2 separate regions of the Homo sapiens genome follow, and region 1 is linked to region 2. A link is an interaction called in ENCODE POLR2A ChIA-PET data of the cell type or tissue named here. Cell type or tissue: PC-9. All regions are shown on one strand.

Region 1 (2,500 bases), 320 kb after region 2:
CTTGGGAGCCTTTGCCAACTAGTGCCTGGGGCAGCATGTCAGGCAGGGCAGGGCCTGGGCCTGGGCAGGTGTGGTCCCCAGCTACCTGTCTGGGCACTAGTTGGATCCACATTGAGAGCTCTGCCATGCCAAAACCCCGGTTTTTGCTCTTTCTTTTCCCCTTCCCTGTCCCTGGTAAGGAGCTGGGAGAAGACTCAGGCTGGGCAGGACACCGAGGGCTTCAGCCTCTGCAGCCCATCCTGCCTGTCCTCTGGGGAAATCACTCTTCAGAATTTGTTGAGAACTTATAATGTGCACACCAGTGATTAGGCACTGCCTGCCTAGAAAGCTGGAATCTGGTCTTAAGAGAGGGTTCCAGTTGAGGAGACAGAAAACCAAGGGGCAGTGTCAGTCTGAAAGGGAGCACAGTGGACCACAACCAGAAGACTCAGGTTCGGGTTCTGGATCCACCACCCTTTAGCTACACAACTTGGCAAATTTCTCAACCACTGGGCCTCAGTTTCTCCCTCTGTAAAATGGGACTATCAGTCCTTGCTCCAGAAGATGGAAGTGAAAAATAGGAGATTCTGAGTGCCTGGTAGATAGAAGGTATTCAGCCAATAGTGGTGGAAATAAAATAACTTGCTGCCAGAATTCTGGGAAGCAGGAAGCACAGATACTGACCACCAGTATTTATTTTTAGGGTTGCGGGAGCCTACGAAGGAGAGGGGCTGAGCCTTATAAAAACTTGGGCACATAATCTGTCTAATCACTTTGAAGATGAAAAGTTGCTGTGAAATGCCAACCGTGCTGATGGGACCAGGGCTGGAGCAGAGATGAAGAGACACAGCAGGGCCAATTGTGCAAAAAATAAAATGCATATTTTTTTAATTGCTTGAGTTCACATCTCATAAAAGAAAAAATAATAAAGCGCAAGCCCTTGCATTTCCCTACCCCCCTCTCTCGGCTGTGAGTCAAGAACCAGTTCCCACCAGTCTTTCTGGGGTTCAAAGCGTCTCCCCGCCCTAATCCTCACCTCGACCTCCCCGCCCCCCACATCTATTGTGGGTGAGAGGGCCTTTCCCTGAGCTGCTCGCAGGCTGCCCCTCCCAGGCCCGGCCTCTGCCCGCTGCAGCGGGCAGCACACAGAGTGGGCAGGCCTCATAGGAGGCGGGGAGGGGGCTGGAGAGACAGGATGCCCTCCCTCCTCCCCTGCCAGGTCTCCTGTTGATCTTAGTGCATTGTGCAGGTGACATCGCGCGGCTATCTCACTATTCTCAGGCCTCAGCATTGGTTCTTCCCTAGACAATGTGGCAAGATGCCTTCCAGCCTCGCCCCATCCGCCCCTATGCCGCCTGCAGTCCTGCTTTCCGGGGCCTGCCTGAGCCTGTAACCCAGGAGAGGTGGAGGCCTTGGGCCAAAGACCCACTGAGCCAACCCTGTGCAATTCCCACCCTGGGGAACCCACCCTTTCCTGGTTCCTGCCAGCCCTGGTCCCTGTGTCCTCAGAAATGGGACAGACCTCCTGCCCCTTTCTCTTGCCCCCAACACCCAGCCCTGACTCACCTCCCTCATTTCCCACTCAAGCTGTGTCTCTGGGACATGTCAGGACAGGGCACCTGATTCTGGTCCTACAGGCTCAGGCTCTGCCCGCTCTCAGTGGGGGTGGGGCAGCTGGGGAGGATTTGCTTTGACCTGCTTCTTCAGCTTCCCTCCCTCCTCCAACCCCACCCCAGGGGGCGGGCGGGGTTGAACTCCAGAACACCTCCTGATTGCACTGACAAGAGGCCCACTCTGCTCTTCGATGCTGAAGTCTAGCTGGGGGTAGGGTGCTGCCCATCCTCACCTTACTCTAGGCAGCCTGAGTCGCTGAGCACTGTGCGGGGGACACCAACCTGCCCTCCAAAGACAGACTTTTACCTTTGGGCTGGGTTCAGTGGCTCACGCCTGTAATCCTAACACTTTGGGAAGCTGAGGCAGGTGGTAATCACTTTAGGCCAGGAGTTCAAGACCAACCTAGGCAAGACCCCCAACTCTACCAAAAATTTAAAAATTAAAATATATGTATAGACTTACCCAGACACCTTCACCCACCAGGACTGTAAGGCTGTGCCTTGTTGCCTCTTCCTCACCCCTTTGGCACCAAGAGTGTAGAAGAAGGGTCAAGAGACTTGGATTCTTTTTGGCTTTTCAATTAGTTTATTATATAACCTCATGTAAGACACCTCACTTTTCTGGGTCTTAATTTCAACATCTACAAAATAGGTAGCACCTTCCTCTTGATTATTCCAGGATCCAGGACCCTCCTGGTAAAGGGGGCTGGAGGAGCGTGATGGGATCAGCACTTGCAAACCAACCTGGGGAGCAAAGGGGGGTGCTCCCACTTCCCACTGGAGGCATGAATTGAATGCGGCCCCCACATATGCAGCCCATCAGCCTTTCTCTTACAGAGAATCTCATTTTGGTAAATAAGCATGGCCCTCACCAGGGATTCTGGTCCTTCTTTGATCACTCAGCTTCC
Region 2 (2,500 bases):
TGGGGTTGCTTCCAGCTGGGGGTATTACAAATAAACTCGCTATGAACATTCATGTATGAGTCTTTATGTAGACATATGTTTTCGCGTCTCTCGGGTAAATATTGAGCAGTGGAATCGTTAGGTCTTAAGAGAAGTGTTATGTTTAACATTTTAAGAATGGGCCTATTTTGCCAAAGTGGTTTTTGCACCATTTTCTGCTCCCTCCAGCAATGTAGGAGAGTCCACCTAAAGGAGCCATGCAGGACGTACACAGTGCTCCCCATCCTTGCCAACATTTGTAATTTCATTCTTTAAAATTTTAGCCCATCTAATGAGTGGGTAGTGGCATCTAATTGTACTTTTAATTTGCATTTCCCTGATGACTAAAGATGTTGAACGTCTTTTCATGTACTTATTGGCCATTTGTATATCTTTTTGTGCATCATAGCATCTTAATACCAACTCTCCCAACTTCTAAGAGTCAATAGAAGATTATACAGAAAATTAATACACAGTCTAGCAAGTCAGTTCTATGAAAAGGACTGATAAAAAGCTGCCAGAGAGCTCACATCCAATCTCTGAGCTGAATGTGGAATGCTGGGATTCTGTCATTTTTTCCAGAACTAGGCAGCTGGGGAAAGTGACAGGCAGGATTCAGACCTGTTCGTGTGATGCAAATGGTTCAGGGTGTGGCTGGAGGCTGCCTCCCCTGCAGGCCAGGTACCTGTGGGGTGGAGGCTTGATAGAGTGGCAGACCTGGAGATGCATCTCCTTTCATTAGGTTTGCTTGCTCCTGGGTATAAGTTCTGAGCCTGCCTGGGTATAAGCCTTTCTCCTGGGTATAAGTTCTGAACCTGCCTAAGTCCACTGAAGCCAACTTTGCCCTTGGCAGCAGACTCAGTATAAAACAGGTCCTGACCTTCTGTCTCCCCATTGTGGTGGGAGTGGGGCTGAGGTACACAAACATGCCCAGATCTCTCTGCTGACTGTGGCCCCATGCAGCGGGGAAGTGGGAGAAGAGGGCGCATGAACTGATGGTTGGACCAAGTTGAGCGAGGTTTCTGCCGTTGGGTGTGGAGACATAACCTTGACATCACTCAGCCTGCCGGCATCATGGCTTTAACTCAGTCTGCATGACCTGTTTGACCTGAACTGATCAGCTCCAGCAATTGACCAGTCTGCTGCATCTGAAAACTGCTTTGATTGATTTTTTTTCAATGACTAGGACTTTTGTCTGACTGCATCAATGAAAGTGAAATTTGGCTTCAGGAAGACTCAACTTAAGTGTGGAATGTCTTGTTCCCTTTGTCAGATTGGCTTATCTTCTACTCCAAGAGCTCACAGATTTGTCATACGCGTCAAAGTGCTGGAGTCTTCTGCCACTAATTGGCTGTATTCTCAACATGACACAATCAAAACGGTGTTGGTTTTGGGATGTTCTGAAACCTAGGCTTAGTCACAGTTCTGTCTATAAGCTGTGTGACCTTGGGCAAGTCACTCTTTAGACCTCAGCTTCCTCTGTAACATGAGGGCAGTAAAATTTACCCGACGGTATTGTTTTGATGATTAAATTTGACAACGGACGTAAGATTGAGGTGTGCTTGTCATTTTTAATGGCACTGGGTTTCAAGCCTCTGTCTCTGAAAATGGAGTAGGCTGGACTGGGTCACCTCCCAGGCCTCAGCCTTCTCATTCCTGTATGACTCTGGGGAACAGAGCTATGTTTTTATCCAAATCACAGAGTAACTTTTCTTCACAGCATGCTACTGAGTCTCAAGAGGGGAGGACACACTATGGTATGTAACCCCCAAAATCCAGATTTCTATAAGTAAGAAGAAATTTGAGCCTTAATGATAGCCAATTTAACACCTACAAAGTGCTACCCCTGGGCTAAACTACTTTCTTCTTCCTGCCACCTCTTCAGGCAGCAGCAACATCAAATGGATCTATTTGCTCAAGCAAATCCCCTATCAAGACAAAGGCAAGTCTTGGATTCAGTGGTTGCCTCTGTCACAAGGAAGTACCTTGTGGTGCCTCAGTTTCCCTTTCATATCAGGAATTCTTCAGGCCTTGCTCATTCCCTCCCAGGTGGCAGAGCTGTGAGTTATCCTCTCCAGTGCCCTCTGAAGCCCTCCAATGGGAGTTGGCAGGATGAGTGGCAAGAATTATTAATTAGTGAAAATATGTGTAATCACATAATTGGAGTGTATAATTGATGCTTCACTGCTGCAGGCAGAAATGGAGGGATGCAGAGATGAAAGCCAGGAAGAAGGAGGCTGCCATAGATCCCAACTGCTGTAAATGCAGGAGAAATGCAAAGAGTTTAGCACTCCTGGTACCCTGCAAAACGTGGATGGAATAAAGGTCATGTGCTGGGGAACAAAACAGCACAAATAAACAGCGGATGAACAGGACCTTAGTACTCGTAGCCGACACAAATAAAGCTGCTTTCCCCAGGAGACCGCTTTGTGCCCACATTTTGAGGCTGCTGTGTATTTCTCTCTCTCTCTCTTTTTTTTTT

The links. ChIA-PET counts read pairs that join two places held together with the same protein. Peaks named below come from ENCODE experiments on the same cell type or tissue, not always from the same donor. Only the 100,000 strongest peaks of a DNase experiment are listed, where the experiment ranks them.
Region 1: POLR2A ChIA-PET joins it to region 2 with 5 read pairs; 2 of 35 experiments call an interaction of 5 or more read pairs at or near these places.

What each region holds. Positions count from the first base shown.
Region 1 is chr11:119,695,648-119,698,147 of GRCh38, reverse strand. The region is part of intron 1 of NECTIN1 (nectin cell adhesion molecule 1); the gene reads left to right. Among named protein-coding and RNA genes, the nearest start is that of NECTIN1-AS1, 13 kb to the left of the region's middle. RefSeq lists an enhancer at 1,262-1,887. In PC-9, no CTCF peak of the experiment used is centred here; DNase peaks (open chromatin) are centred at 1,157 and 1,627; H3K4me3 peaks cover 1,602 bases; H3K27ac peaks cover 2,500 bases.
Region 2 is chr11:120,017,871-120,020,370 of GRCh38, reverse strand. No RefSeq gene overlaps it. Among named protein-coding and RNA genes, the nearest start is that of LINC02744, 24 kb to the right of the region's middle. In PC-9, no CTCF peak of the experiment used is centred here; no DNase peak of the experiment used is centred here; H3K27me3 peaks cover 2,500 bases.